Regions from separate parts of the Homo sapiens genome. Here region 1 is linked to region 2. Evidence: chromatin loops called from intact Hi-C (ENCODE). Cell type or tissue: endothelial cell of umbilical vein. All regions are shown on one strand.

Evidence for each region. Peaks named below come from ENCODE experiments on the same cell type or tissue, not always from the same donor. Only the 100,000 strongest peaks of a DNase experiment are listed, where the experiment ranks them.
Region 1: it touches region 2 in a loop (4-fold over the local background); 38 of 110 quality-filtered maps call a loop at or near these places.

The regions. Positions count from the first base shown.
Region 1 is chr15:75,304,166-75,312,165 of GRCh38, forward strand. No RefSeq gene overlaps it. Among named protein-coding and RNA genes, the nearest start is that of GOLGA6D, 25 kb to the left of the region's middle. In endothelial cell of umbilical vein, a CTCF peak has its summit at 4,104; no DNase peak of the experiment used is centred here; H3K27me3 peaks cover 3,025 bases.
Region 2 is chr15:75,025,931-75,033,930 of GRCh38, forward strand. It overlaps PPCDC (phosphopantothenoylcysteine decarboxylase), which reads left to right. Exons shown (of 6, transcript NM_021823.5): 2 at 2,317-2,523. The coding sequence starts at 2,389. Among named protein-coding and RNA genes, the nearest start is that of PPCDC, 6.3 kb to the left of the region's middle. RefSeq lists enhancers at 3,248-3,437, 5,494-5,994 and a silencer at 7,949-8,000. In endothelial cell of umbilical vein, a CTCF peak has its summit at 3,524 (motif pointing right); DNase peaks (open chromatin) are centred at 3,611, 3,931 and 6,231; H3K27ac peaks cover 3,283 bases.

The DNA of each region.
Region 1 (8,000 bases), 280 kb after region 2:
GTGTGTCCTTGAGAATGATCCATGTGCTGAGGAAAAAAATGTGTATTCTGTAGCCCAAGGGAGAAGACACCTGCCCCCACTCTGCTGCAACACACAGCGCTCTGCTCAGGGATGGGGCAGTGGTGTGCTGTTGTTACACAAGGGGCTCTCTGTCGGGGAGGGAACAGAAGTCTGTTCTGTAGTGTTTGCCATTTTCGGTGGTGCAAATATTCCATGGCTGATTTCAAACTGCCACCGTCTTCTCAGCCTGGGCTTGTTTGTACCCACCCTTGGGAAGGCTTTCCAGGTATTTGAAAGGATGTGGGTGTTGTGATCTCAACTGTATCTTTATTAGGGGACACTCCAAGCCAAGTTACGCTAAAGTTCTTGCAGACTCAGAGGAACTGCCCTGATGGTCTTGGATAAGATCTAGAAGAATCATCTGGGCTACCAGGCATTAGAGACTCTTATTCTGTACCTGTAATTTTTCTCCAAAAAAACAGTCTGTCTATCTGTCTGTCTGTCTCTCTCTCTCTCTCTTCCTACCTCCCTCCCTCCCTTTCTCTCTCTGCTGGGTCACTTGGAGCTGGGGTGGACTGATACAACATCCCTATGGCTACCACCACTGGGACTGCACGGGGTCAGACCTAAAGCTTGAGTAAGCTCAAGGCCCACTGTCAACACTACCCGGCTATTGCCTATGCTAAGATTCAGATTATTCACAAAATGCTCCCAAGTGAAGAAAATACTTTAACCACATGAAGTATCATGCTACACAATATGGTGTGGTGGGGAAGGGTGCAGGCTCTAAAACCAGAAAACACGGGTTCAAGTCCTGGCCCTACCACCTTAGCAAGGTTACATGGTCTCTCTGTGCCTCCATTTCCTCATCTAAAATGTGGGGATGACAATAATAGTGTCTATTTCACAGAGTTGTTTTGAGGAAAATAATATATGTAAAGCACTGTGAACAGCAGTTAGTGCTATGTAAGTGTTTGCTCTAGTTATTTTAACATTTCAGATGATAAATATCTACCCTGTTATTCAGATGACAAGCGTCCCTAAGCTGATAACATGATGAAGAACTTTTGGGTTTCTTAATTACCATCAGTTTTGTGAGGGAAAAAATACCACATGAAGAAGAGCAACTGAAGCAGGCGTGAGGAGGAAACTTGGCTTAAGATTGGGGGGCTTGGGGTTATTAGGCTTTCATCTTCTCAAATGTCCTAAGCTCCACTGATAAGAAGACGCTTAGTATCAATCCAGCTAAAAAGGAACAATAGACCCCACAAGACACTGAGTTAGAGACAAAAATAGCAGGGTAATAAATGAAATATGGAAAACTACACAACCAGAAAAATAAACAGCTACCAGTACCCAAAACGTGGTTAAATCTCACAGGATTATATTGAATGAAAGAAGCCAGCCACAAACGTGCACATACTGAATGATCCCATTTATATGAAGTTCCAGAACAGGCGAAACTAATTCATGGTGACAGAGGTCAGGATCCTGGTTAACTTTGAGGGGACAGCAACTGAGAAAGGGCAAGAGGGAGCCCTCTGTGTTGATGGGAACATTCTGTATCTTGAGCTGAGTGGTGGTTACATGAAAGTGCACATATGTAAATACTATGGAGTTGGCCAGGTGCAGTGGCTCACACCTGTAATCCCAGCAGTTGGGGAGGCTGAGGCAGGCAGATTACTTGAGGTCAGGAGTTCAAGAATAGCCTGGCCAACATGGTGAAACGCTATCTCTACTACAATACAAAAATTACCCAGACGTGGTGGTAGGTGCCTGTAATGCCAGCTACTCAGGAGGCTGAGGCAGGAGAATTGCTTGAATGCAAGAGGCGGAGTTTTCACTGAGCCAAGATCGAGTCACTGCACTCCAGTCTGGGCAACAGAGAGAGACTCCATCTCAAAAACAAAAAAAATATGGAGTTGTAACTTAAGGTATATGCACTTCACTGTATGTAAGATACTGTCTTAGTCCATTTGTGCTGCTATAACAAAATATATGAGACTGGGTAATAGGTAAAGAATAAAAATTTATTTCTCACAGTTCTGGTAGCTGGGAAGTCCAAGATCAAGGTGCCAGCAGGTTTGTAGTCTAGCGAGGGCTGCTCTCTGCTTCTAAGATGGCACCTTGAACACTATGTCCTAACATAATGGAAAAGACAGAAAAACAAAAGAAGAAAACCGAGCTAGGTAGCTCCCTCAAGCCCTTTCATAAGGTCACTAATCCCATTCACGAGGGGGCTCCTCCCTTACAGCTTAGTCATCTCCTAAACACTTCACCTCTTAATGCTATCACATTGGGGTTTAAGTTCCAATATGAATTTTAAAGGAGACACAATCATTCCAACCATAGCAAATATACTCTACTAAAAAGAAAAAAAGGAAAATCTTGTCTCTAAACATAATATTTTAAGAGTTTACATATTTACAGCTCAATTTTCTGCTTGCTTACATACATATTTGTGACCATGAGTGTCATTATTAGCCGAGAAAAGTTTCAGTAAATTAAATTTTTTTCTCACATTATCTATTAATACCTTATTCAGATAAAACCAAATTTCTAACCTAGATTTTAGGTTGAGACAGAAACCCATAGTCGTTTGTTGCAATGTGAGAATGACAGAGAGAGAGATTAACTAGCAGGATCCAACTATAAAAATAAATTTAAGGGAACAGTTCTCTACTAATGACTCCCCCAGCAAATCATTACTTGGATAGCAATGAATCAACTAAAAATGGAAGTGAGAACAGTTCGAGTCCTTTTTGCAATGGATGGATGTTTATGAGACTATTAAGTGAAGAGGTTCACAAACAAGGGGATAAATGGCATGGTAATTTGGAGTTGAATGGAGTAATCTTGGAAATATAAAAATCGTGCTTAATGGGACTTGTCTACTTGCAATTCAATAAGCCAACATACGTAAATTCAAACAGACGATGGACATGAACACTCAGAACAAAATTACAGAAGCAGGGCTGGGTGCAGTGGCTCACGCCTGTAATCCCAGCACTTTGGGAGGCTGAGGCGGTTGGAGAGGTCAGGAGCTTCTGACGAGCCTGGCCAAAGTGGTGAAATCCCGTCTCTGCTAAAAATACAAAAATTAGCCAGGCGTGGTGGCGGGCACCTGTAGTCCCAGCTACTCGGGAGGCTGAGGCAGGAGAATTGCTTGAACCCAGGAGGCGGAAGTTGCAGTGAGCTGAGATTGCACCACTGCACTCTAGCCTGGGCGGCCAAGGTAAGACTCCGTCTTAAAAAAAAAAAAAAGAAAAAAGAAAAAAAAATTAGCCAGGCGAGGTGATGGGCGCCTATAGTACCAGCTACTTGGGAGGCTGAGGAAGGAGGATCACTCGAACCCAGAAGGTGGAGGTTGCAGTGAGCAGAGATTGCGCCACTGCACTGCAGCCTGGGTGACAGAGCAAGACTCCGTCTCAAAAAAAAAAAAAAATTTTACAGGAATAAATTTAGCAAAGAGGCACCAAAGTTAAGGTAAGGCCCACTGTTCCACCTCTGACGTCTTTAATTCTTGAGTCATGGGGATGGCAAGCCAGGAACAGAGTCTTCTGACTGGAAGCTAAAACCAGCCTTTGAGGTGGGTGCAGAGAGACTGTTCAGACTAAAGATGAGAAAATGTTCAGACTAAACATGGTCGAAAATATCCCGAAGGCAAGGGCATTTTCAAAGACAGTGGTGCTTCGAGAAAGAGAATGCTGTGTGTTTAAAAACAAAAGAATGGAAACAAGGAAGAAAAATTGACCGGAGCGTAGGGTGACCATATGCTCTGGTTTGCAAGGTACAGCTAAGGTTATGTCTGCTGTCCTGGTGCAATTATTATAGTGCCCCTTTCACTCTGAAGTGTCTGGATTTGGATGATAAAGCATATGGTCACCCTACCAAAGACAGGAAGTTAGCCAGAAGACCCATGTGTCCATTTTAGGCAGTATGGACTGATCCACAGCCAGGCTCGTGCCACTTCCCAGCTGAGCGGTGTGCACCACCTCTGCCTCGCCCTATTCCGCCCTGCCCGGGTTTCCAGGAAGGCTGGAGCTGAACCCTCGGCTCCCGCGCTGCTCTGGTGCTACCTGCAGGTTGTGTGGGGGAACTGCTTCTCCCCACCCCGAACCTGGACAGCCTTGGACTTGGCAAAAAGACTGTCAGGTGCTGTTCCCCACATCTCTTGTCTTTCCGCTAACACTTTAGGATAGTGAGGAAGCAAAAGAGCTTGAGCTTACTAAGCTCCTACTGCGTACTGGGCACAGAGTGGGCACTTTTCTCTCCAGCCTCGCAATTGATGGGAAATAGGTGATTGTACAACTAGGATACAGGATCAGAGTGGGCTAGCGACGTGCTCACAGTCTCTCAGCTGAAACTGGAACCCAGGGGTCTTTGACTCTAAAGCTAGTGCTCTTTTTGGGTCTCCAGCTTGAGCAATAGTTGCAAAATGCAAAGAGCACCATGAAAATCTAATATTGATCCACATAAGACCGTATTGCAAACAGAAACATGCAGTGTCTTCGTGGGAGTGATGGCGAGGTGGGGAGATTATCTCAGTTCTATGTAACCTGGGAACTCTCCAAGGAAAATGAATGAAGCATGACCGAGTGCAATTTGTCTGATAAAATCTGTCAGAACGTGGGGCCTTGTGGGTCCTGAGTGAAGGCAAGAACCCATGGTGCTGGACATTTGCTAAGGTGTTCTTTATGAAATCACTCAGGGCCTCAGTGCCTCCACCTTCTCCATGACCCCAGGCAGTTTCCCCGTCTGTCTTCATCCTACTGCCTGGCACACTATCCATCAAACTGCTTTTGGGGTTATGTCTCAATAAAACAAAAATCATGGTGGGAGTCATTTACACCCTAGTGAGAGTCATCTAAGATTCCCTTATCTTCTCAGACCTTTTAGCTGAAGTTGGTTATGAGAGAGGATGGGGAGGGGGAAAAGGGTCGGGGCAAGCACTTGGAGCTTGCACTGTTTCTTGCCAACGCCCTGGCACAGTGTGAATATGTCCATCTAAATGGAGAGCTCTATGCATGTTCCTCTCTATTCCCTTTGTCACCAATACCAATTCCCAAGGCAGAGCCCCGGGTGGGCTGGCCTGAAGGACCTGGAGGTAATAGGAAACACTTGGCTTTGGGTTTCAGGTCAAGCTCTGCCAGTGACTTGCTGTGTAACATCAGACAAGTCAGTTCACCTCTCTGCACTTCAGCGACCTCATCTGTAAAAGGCTGGTTTGGACTAGATCATTAATTTTCTTAAGTTTTGCAGTTGTTTTTTATTTTAACAGTATATTCAATTCCTCCCCTATCTTTATTAAAGTATAATTGACAAATAAAAATTGTGTATATTGACAGTGTTCAATGTGATACATGCATACATTGTGAAATGATTAAAATGAGTTAATTAACACTTTAATCACCTCACATACTTTTTTTTGTGGTAAGAACATTTAAGATGTATTTACTTAGAAATAGTGTTTACTAGAGGTGAGGAAGGGTAAGGGGGAGAAAGTACCCAAAGGTTGGCTAACAGGTTAACAGATACAAGAGTACATGGCTGAGTGCAGTGGCTCATGCCTGTAATCCTAGCACTTTGGGAGGCTCACTTGAGCCCAGGAGTTTGAGACCAGGCTGGACAACATAGGAGATCCAATCTCTACAAAAAAATTAGAAATTAGCCAGGCATGTTGGTGCATGCCTGTGGTCCCAGCTACTCTGGAGACTGAGGTAGGAGGATCACTTGGGCCCAAGAGGTCAAGGCTGCAGTGAGTTGTGATTGCACCACTTCATTCCAGCCTAGGGAGCAGAGTGACACCCTGTCTGGGGAAGAAAAACAAAACAAAACAAAAACAAAGAGTACAGCCAGATGGGAGGAATAGTTCTAGTGTCTTTAGCACTATAGGGTAACTATAATTCATGACACTTTATTATATATTTTTAAATAGCCAGAAGAGTGGATTTTGAATGCCCCCAGAACAAAGAAATGATAAATGTTTGAGGTGGTGGAGATGCTAATTACGACTTGATCATTACACATTGTATATATGTATAAAAATATTATACTGTATCCCATAAGTATACACAATTATGTTTTGCTTAAAAATAATAAAAGCAGGCCGGGCATGGTGGCTCACGCCTCTAATCCCATCACTTTGGGAGGCCAAGGCAGGAAATCGAGACCATCCTGGCTAACATGGTGAAACCCCATCTGTACTAAAAATGCAAAACATTAGCCGGGCGTGGTGGCGCGTGCCTGTAGTCCCAGCTACTCGGGAGGCTGAGGCAGGAGAATCACTTGAGCCTGGGAGGCAGAGGTTACAGTGAGCTGAGATTGTGCCACTGCACTCCAGCCTGGGTGAGAGAGCAAGACTCTGTCTCAAATAATAATAATAATAATAATAATAAAAGCAAAAAATCTACTCTTAGTAATTTTCAAGTATACATTATTAACTATAGTCATCATGCTGTACAACAGATCTCCAGAACTTACAACATTATATTTAATTCTGATCAAACTACTAGTTACACAGAAGTAACAACAAAATGATATCTGTTGCAAGAAATCCTCAGTAAAACAAGAAAAGAAGAAAAAAAGAACAAAATGGTAGTGAAAGGCTTATATCAAAAAGCATTTCCTCTGCCCTTTCCTTTCTTGCCTTTGAGTCCTAATTCCTATAGGTCATCACTTTAAACTCATTTTGCGACTTCCCCTGGTATGTTATCGTCATATTTCTAAAGAATGTTTATGTTGCTATTTCTTGATTTGTTTTCTTCAGTATCTGTCAGTTCCTGGCATAGCTCAGTATAGGGCTTACCTTCCTATGAGGTCTTAATTTCCTTGCCTCCATTTCACTAATTTGACTGGATCACAATCGCATGAAATCAAAAGCATTTACATTCTTGTAGCCATCTAAATATTGACCCTAACCCAAGTCCCGCACTGAAATTGTTTCATCTCTTTCCTTTCTTCCCCTGGAGTTAATAATTGCTTCAGATTATTATCCCTCATTTGCTTTTTTTTTAACCAATTACCTACCTATTTTTTCAGATGCTCCAACCAATCTATCAAATGCCTAGTGATAATTATCCAAAAACTAAGATACACTGGATACTCTATCAGCCCCATTATTTTCCTGGAGGCTTCCCTCTCTCCCTTGCCCTCCATCCTTCTGCTCCAAACTGGACTCGACTCTCAGCCCATGGCACGGCTGGCATTCTGACATGTCTCTGCACCATCGTGTGAATTTTCTTGCTGCCTCTTCTGTGTGCACCTCCTGTTCCCTGATTTACTCTCTCATTGTGTTGCAGTACATCTTCCAGTGTCTTCCCGAGAAAGAGTGAATGGAAGCCAAACTTTCTGACCCTCACACATTTTAGAATGTCATTGTTCTACCCCAACTCCTGATTACTAGTTTGGCTGGATGTAATGCTCTAATTTAAGTGTAACTTCTCCTCACATTGGGAAACATTGCTCTATTATTTTCTAGTTCCCAGTGTTGTTGGGAAGAAGTCCGTGTCATGCAGAGTCTCGGCTCTTAACTTATGACCTGTCTTTTCTCTCTGGAAGATTTTAGGATTTTCTCTCTATCCTTAGTTTTCTGGAATTTCCTAATGATGTGCCTTGCTGTAGGTCTTTCTTCATTCACCGTGCTAGTCACCTGATAGACTCTTTTGAACTAGAAAATTATGTCCTTCTATTGCGGGAAGCCACCAGCAGGTTCATGTGAGCTGGGTAATCACATTCTTTTCTTCCAAGGACGGAGGTATCAAGGCCCTGGGAACCTTATAAGTGGATGGGGAGAAAGGGGGCCTGAGGTGAATCCAACAAAGCTGCAGCACCCACTGAGCTCATGTCCCAGGGCTAGGCTCTGCCTGAGGACAGGAGACATGGGTGAGACCCACTTCCTGCCCAGTCGCATGGTGGGGCTCAGGACACACATGGTCCAGGAGGCCCCCAGCCCCAGCTACATTGACATGCACCTACCTGTATGCAGCGATCAGTGAGCC
Region 2 (8,000 bases):
CACACATACACACACACACCCTCTTTTTTAGGAAGGTAGGTAGGTTTGATCCTTAGCACAGCTTTGCTAAGCAGGCTAAGTACTGTATTTCGGACTATAGTGCCTGCTGTGGGGAAGCAGTTGAAGTCACTAATACAGATTCCTGCCCCAAGTTTAACTGACTGCTTTCTGTAACCTGTTTCCTAGGAATGAGATCAGCTTGATGTGGAGGAGGTTCAGGGGCCTCAGAGATAAAATTTGGCTTCTGGTTTTGCAGGAATCTACCTATCCTAGCACCAGTTGGCTAGGGTGGGACAGGGTCAGGGTTTGCGATCTGGCAGGTAGGTTTCCCTGGAGAATAAAGAATGTGCCTCCATCACCTACCAATGATGTGTTCTGGGAAGAAGCTGGCTGGTAGCCCTTCTGTACCTTGTCAGATTCTAACAGGGCTCCCCACTCCCTGGGGTAAACTCAGTTCTCCAACTCTGGCCAAGCATTGCCCTGGTTGGGGCCCTGCAGTGGAGCAGACATTGAGATTACTGGCAAATCAAACTTTGGGTGATCTTGCCCTAGGGAACCAGCCTGTGCTTAACCCCTGCTGAGAAGTGGGATAATGCAGCCAAACATGATCCTCAGCCCACGTGGGTTGTGCTCAAGTGCTGAAGGCAAATCCTGGGCAGAGAGGCTAGAGAGCCAAGGGGCCTGTGAGTGAAGAGGAGATAGGCCCCTGTGGATGCTCAGCCATGGAGGTAGCCATTGGACAACTCACCAGCGCTGCTTCCTGGGCAGCTGCCTGGGTTTCCCTTGCCATGCTGATTCTTTTTTGAGTGCATCTTCTAGGACCTTCTGTCTTGGAAGGAGAGCCCCTTACTGCTCTCTTTCATGTATTGACTCAAAGTTTCTGCTGGAAGGAGCTTCAGAGATCATCTGGTCCTACCTCTGCATTTTTCAGATGAAGGGACAGGTCCAGGGAGGGAATGACCCTGGACCAGGGTCACTCCAGGTCAGGAGCACACCATGGTCAGGGCCCAGGGCTTCTGCTTCACAGGCTAGGTATCTGTCTTCTGCTCACACTGCCTTGGAGGGTATAGTTATTCATTCAGCACCTGTTCAGGACTGCCGGCTAGTGGACTGCTGGTTGGCAATTAGACCCGGTCACACATTCAGGGAGCTTGCTGGTGGAGGGAGAGGCAAGGAAACTGATGTGTTAATTGAGTCTGTGATCACCAAAAAGGTGCATCCCAGGGAAGGACTGATCTCAAATAATTTCAGACAGGTGTCATTCCTGTCTTCTCAAACTCAACCTACAGATTCCCCAGAGGCAGCTACTGTGTTTTCCACAATTCCTTTGCATGGTGTTCTTTGTAATCGGTCCTCAGTGATGGTTGCTGATGAAGCACGTTCTGCTGGCCCAACCCGCCACGTGTAGGTTTTGGTGTCCATCAGCCATATTATCATGAGTGCACACTTCTAGCAACGTCTGAGAGCCAGAGGAAGAAGCAAACCAGCTAATCTCCTGGGGTGGCCTGCATCCCCTTTATGCTGGTTTCTTCCTGGGCTTTGATTTGTACGGTGGTGCCCATCTTGATTAACAGGGACAGGGACAGAGAGGCAAATCTCTTGGCTCCCTGGAGCACCCAAACCTCCCTGTTGCCCAGGGTTCCACCTCATGAGCATCTTTGGAACCCATCCCTTCCTGCCGCTTCCTTTCACCAGTCAGCCCAGTCCACCGCAGCAGCTCCTCTCGCCCTCCAGTCTCTCCACTAACAGGGTCCCTTTGACACTGTCACCAGGTGCCAGCACCGTCTTTCTAAAACCAAAACTCCTCACCCTGGCCCTCGCTGCCCACGGCATTCTGGCCTCACCCTGACTTTCAGTCTCACTTTCTGCCCCTCTACCACCCCCCATCACAGTCCGGCCTCACTAGTAAGCCACTCCCTGTTCCCCAACCTGCCACCCTCCTCAGGACCTTCACCTTGGCAAGATTGTTCCTTCCTTTGAAGTGATTTCTTCCTGTCTCTGAAAAACTAACTCATCCTTCAGGACTCAACCCCAATGTCATTTTTTCTGGGATGCAATCTCTGACTTCTAGAGATGGTCACCCTGAGCAGCCACGCACCTGGTACAGCCCTTCCCCACAGCACTGCATCATTCCCTTGTGACTGGCCCATGTGTGGGGAAGGTGTCTCACTTTCTTATCAAACTGTGTGCTCCCTGAAGCCAGGACTGCTGATCCCTTCCGCTGCCTCAGCCTCTGGCCTGGGGCCTAATACGTGGTGCTCCATACATTCTGGTCGACTGTATGAATGAAGGGGGTGGCCCTTGTTCTCCTTTTAGATCCTAAATCCCGACAGCTTTATAGAGCCCAGGCCTGGCAGGCTCCCAGAACTTGAAGCCACCAGACCCCACATGGAACCAAAGGCCTCCTGTCCAGCTGCTGCACCCTTGATGGAGAGAAAATTCCATGTTCTTGTGGGTGTCACGGGGAGTGTCGCAGCCCTGAAGTTGCCTCTTCTGGTGTCAAAGCTTTTGGACATTCCTGGGGTGAGTATCCTCACCAGATAAGCATGGCAGCCTCCGGCATGGGAGGCCGGTGCTCCCGGGGATGGCCCATTGCTCTGCAGTACATGCAATTTTCTTTTTCTTTATCATGTTAATCATGCTTGTGGAGGTCCTGTGTGTGTGGTGCTCTGTGGAGGATTCAGGAGACAGAGACCAGTGCCCAGTGTAACCAGGGGCTAGATTAGATAGTACAGACAGGGCATGAGGGGAGACTGGGAAAGGACCCAGTGAACGGAGGGTTTGGGCTCCCATACATTAACCCTGAGAATCCGTGAAGTCCTGTGTGGGAGGAGGGCTGGCTGGAGAAGTGCAGCAAGTTCTCAGTATCCCCTCCTGCCTTGGGCTTCCCCATCCCTGCTTTCATTCCGCCTTGAACACTGCGGCTGTGTTCTCCCTCCTCGTGAGACCTCATGGTTGTCTTGTCAGTCAAATGCTCTGAAACCCCATTGTCTGAAGCTCTAGGTTCAAACTTTGCTCCTTCAGGTGTTCAGAGCTGCCCCAGGGGCCCCCGACTGTGTGCTGGGGTGAGGGACTCTAGCCCCCGTCCTTGGCCAGACCCTCAACTTGGATCTATTTTCTATATTGGGGTTCTGGTGCAGAAGTTCAAGGCTTTAAACAGCGTGAAATCTAACAGGGAGTGGCCCCACTTCCTAGTTCCACCTCCAGGGCCCTTAGTTGGTCTGTCTTATCCCCCTTGGTCTTTGCGTGGCTGGGCCCTGCTAGGCTGGCTGCCCTCTCTGCTCCTCTCTCGCCTTTTCACATTCTGTGCAAAGCCTTCCCTGTCTGCCCCAGCCCAGCCCCTGTGGTTTTGGCCCCTTCTTTTAAACTTATTTGACATAGAACTATAGGTTGCCTTAGACACTGCTGGTGTTACTGGCCCCTAGTTTTTGGTGGGGTCTTGTGAAGTTGCTGGGCCCCAGGCCTGGCTTTTCCCTCTTGTTATCAGCTGAGCACCCAAGGTGCAGTGGCCGTATCTGGCATGTCCAGCAGGGGGCGGTGCTTACTCACAGATGACCACGTGGTCACATCAGCTGGGGCTGGGCTGGGAAGTGTTTCACTTTTTTACTTTCCACCAACTTCCACCCAGAAAGTCACCCCATCACCCCACCCCCAGGGCTGGGATAAGCCATGAAGCTGCCAGCCAGGGATGACAGCCAGGCCAGAGTGGGGGAGGGAGGAGAGTCTCGTGGCACTCTGACACTGGGTGCTGCACTTTTAGGGCAGTGCTGCTTAGGCCCAGCCACCCGCTGTGTACCCAGAAGCATTGGTAGGAGCTGCCCAGCTAGAGCCGTGAGGGTGGGAGGCCTCTGCCACCACCCCCTGGGGAGGGAGGGAGCCATGCAGTTCCCTTTTCCCATAGCCCCAGGGCAAGTGAGTTTCCGGACTAGGGGTGGATAGGGGCGGGGAGTCCTATCCCAGGAAACAGATGGGCAGCCTCAGAGCGGAGGGAAATGGCAACCCTACCGCTTCCTCCCATCCCACGCAGCCAGCGTTTGGTGGGAGGGGGGTTGTGAGGAAAGGGTTGCCTGGAGCAGGGAGGTGCTCCAGCCCACCCCAGGGCCTTTTAGCCTGGGCCCCATGGGATGGCAGGCCATGTCTGGAACAGGACTTGGCTTCCCCTCTCTGGTTGGAGTTGATGCCAAAAGTGAGGCAGCCAGAGGGCACTGAACTGGGAGGGAGGGCTCCCCGACTCAGCCTCTTGGAGCTTGCCTTTCCCATTTGAAAATAGGGCTGATTCCTGCTGCCCATCCCCCAGACTCTTGTCAGGCTCCCTGAGATGTTGGCTGGGGTGGGAGGGGTCACAGATGAAAATGGTCCTGTGCCAGTGACTCAGCACAGAGCCTGGCATGTTGAAGCACTCGGTTGTGTGTGTTTCCTGGCCATCACCCTGTCCTTTCCCCTTGTTCATGTCCTTTGGGCCAGCCACATGGTGTGGGGCAACCCCACTGGGAAGAGCCATGGAAGCCACAGTTCACCTGCTCTTGTGGAGGGCCCATGCCTTTCATCTGCAGGGAGACAGCTCTCCAAGCCTGGCCTTGCTTATTAGGGCCCTCGTGAGGTGTTGGGATCCAAAGGTAATCCCTGGATTGCCTTGTGTTGGCCCCAGTGGTGGCGTCTATCCCTGCACACTCCCCTTCACTCCCTGATGGCCCTGATCTCCACATTGCCTCCTGCTGGATCTCCTGCAGGAGCATCATTGTCCCTTGGAGCAGTCACTTTCAGCTCTTCACCTGCTGAGTCGTGGGTTCAGGTGCTCAAGGCTTTCCGGAACTTCCTTAGGTACATCCAGATTTTGTCTAGCACATGAACAGCTGGGGTGTGGGCTGCAGGGAGCTGGGGGATTCTACAGATCTGGCCCATCACTGTTCCTGATTGACCAGTATGTCCAGACATCCCGGGAAAGCCGCTAATGTCAAGGTAGCCAAATCAGGGAGACTGTGAGGGGTGGTGGAGAGACATGGATTAGCCACAAGCCACACACACCAGCAGTCAGGGAGAGTAGTCACTAGCAGAGATGACCTTGAGTATGTTGGGGCAGGTGGGCAACCGTGTCACAAGAGAGGCAGCTGAGCACATTTCTGACGCTGGGACCCTGGGCAAGTCCGTTCTTTTTGGCCATAATTTTCTTATCCACACAGTGAAGGAGGGGCAGGTTCTCAAATGATCCATCTCCAGGGCCTCTTCTGGCACTGGTGTTAGAAGATTCTAGATGTGAGGGCAAAAAGGACTAGGACCCAAAGGCAGCCTGAGAGAAGGTCCTGGGGCTCAGGAGCTTCAGGATGCCGGGGGTTTTGTAGTTCCGTAGTTGTCATGTAATTGAGTGGCAGTAAAATCCGGGTTGTCAGCTCAGGCAGTTTCTTCCCTGGGGTTGGCAGCCTGGCCCATGCAGGGGAGCAAAAATGGCTTTCCTCCATCTTGCTAGGCTGCTTGGCTGGGCTATGAGTTCAACTGACTTATAAACAAAATTAACAGGGCCGGGCGCGGTGGCTCACTTTGGGAGGCTGAGGCGGGCGGATCACTTGAGGCCAGTTCGAGACCACCCTAGCCAACATGGTAAAACCCCAGCTCTACTAAAAATACAAAAATTACCCGGTTGTGGTGGGCGCCTATAATCCCAGTTACTCAGGAGGCGGAGGCAGGAGAATCGCTTGAACCCAGAAGGCAGAGGTTGCAGTGAGCTGAGATCATGCCACTGCACTCCAGTCTGGGTAACAGAGCAAGACTCCATCTCAAAACAATAACAACAAAAAACAAGATCAACAGGAGAAAACCATATTTAGTTACATATCTGCACATGGGTGTACCACAAAATATGAGATTCCCAGAAGGGTGAGATGGCTGAAGCCTGTATAGCAGCCTGAGCTACAGAAGGAAATAGGGGCTTGGGGCTTCTGGGGGTGGTGGCGACACAAGTTATGGGAGGGTGAGGGGAGGAATTATACGGTCTTGTTAGGCAGATAAAAACCTCTCAGATAATAAAAGATGCCTCAGCAGATTGTCAATAAGTCAGTCTTCCTTTCTCAGGGAGGGGGACTCAGGACAAGGGGAATCCCTCTTTAGGCAGATAAGAGAAGTTCAGAGAAAGTTCCTCCCTGCATTTGTTTTTCCCCCAGTGCCTTCAGGTTTGAAATAATCAGCATACCAAAGCCGCATATTATGGGGTGGCATTTCCTGAACTCCTTCATCCACACCCTTCAAACTTGGGAGGAGAAGACAGACATCGCCCTAGCTTTTGCCAGGGCAGGTGTCAGCAGAATTCAGAGCCAAAAGGGGATTTCTAAAGATAGAGAAAACCCCCAACTCAAGGAGTCAGCAGGCCTCGGGCTCAGAGAAGGATACATTTCTAGGGTGTCTGTCAGGACATCCAGGTCTGTCGAGGGTGAGGAAAAGAAGGCTCTGCTCATATGCAGTGTGGAGTAAATTCTGACTTTCTGGAGGACCACTTGACAATATTGAGAGAAATTAAAACATCTTCATAGTCCTTGATTTACCCACAGGATTAAACTCTGTGGGGTGTATTTACAAAGTGAAAGGATGTCCATTATAGCATTATTTATAATTTCAAAGCAAAACTGGAAGCAAACAAAATATCCAGCAGTAGAGAGCTGTGGTGCCCTTATGATTTATGGGACAATCTCTCAGTGGATTACTTGGCAATGATTCAGAAAAATGGGGTGGCTCTCTCTGTGCTGAAGGGAGCAATCATCAAGATGGAAGCGGAATAAGCAGGGTGTAGGAGCTAGCAAACTGGACCCCCCCCCCCAAGGCCAAATTCGGCTCTGCCTGTTTTTGTATAGCCTACAGCTAAGAATGATTTTTACATTTTAATTTTTATTATTTATTTTTGAGACAGGGTCTTGTTCTGTTGCTCAGGCTGGAGTGCAGTGGTGTGATCACTGCTCACTGTAGCCTTGACCTCCCAGGCTCAAGCAGTCCTCCCACCTCAGCCTCCCAAATAGTTGGGACTGCAGGCGTGCCATCACACTCTGCTAATTTTTTTGCATTCTTTTTGTAGATACAGGATTTTGCTATGTTGCCCAGGCTGGTCTCAAACTCCTGGGCTCAAGTGATCTGTCTGCCTCCACCTCCCAAAGTGCTGGGATTACAAGCATGTGCCACTGTGCCTGGCCTGATTTTTACATTTTTAAATGATTAAGTCAAAAGAAAAATAGTATTTTATGACTCGGAAAAAAAGTGATATGAAATTCAGATTTCATGTCCAAGACAATTTATTGGAACACAGCCATACCCATTCATTTACGTATTGCCTATGGCTGCATTCGTGCTACTACAGAGTTAAATCATTACGACAAAGCCTAAAATATCATCTGGCCCTTTATAGAGAAGGTTTGCCGACCCCTGGTATGCAGCCTGATTCCTTCTGTGTGTTCTTATACTGAGTTACTGCACACAGTTTTTTCCTCTGGAGGTGGTTACCCTTGTGAAGGGGGACCAGTGGAGGAAGGGAAACTTGCATTTTTCATTTTTGTATCATTCTGTTCAGTTTTAATTTGTAACCTATGTGTATATTTGTGTGTGTGTGTTTTTTTGTTTGTTTGTTTGTTTTAAGTCAGTGGGGCTTTTGGTGGGAATATTGGGGAACATTCTTGATAAGTTTGTGCTTTTTTTTTTTAAAGTGCTCACTGAGGAAAGAGCAGAAGACATAAGGCCTGGTTTGAGGATTTCTCTTTTTTTCTGGGTGGGGGCCACCTGCCCGCTCTGTGTCCTGATGTGGAAACTCTGAGACCTTTATTTGTGCCTCTGCCTGCTTGGCTGGCCCCTTCCTCCTCTGGCCTGCAGCCCTGTCACCTGCTCCTCTAGGGACAGAGCTCTGTCGGCCTCTGGGCAGAGGGTCCCGCACCCCAGGGTCCTTCCCTGATTGCCCAGAACAACGTTCCTGTGCAGAGCCTCCCTAGACCACCTCCCTGGTTTCCTTCTTGAGAATTTTCTGAAGTTGG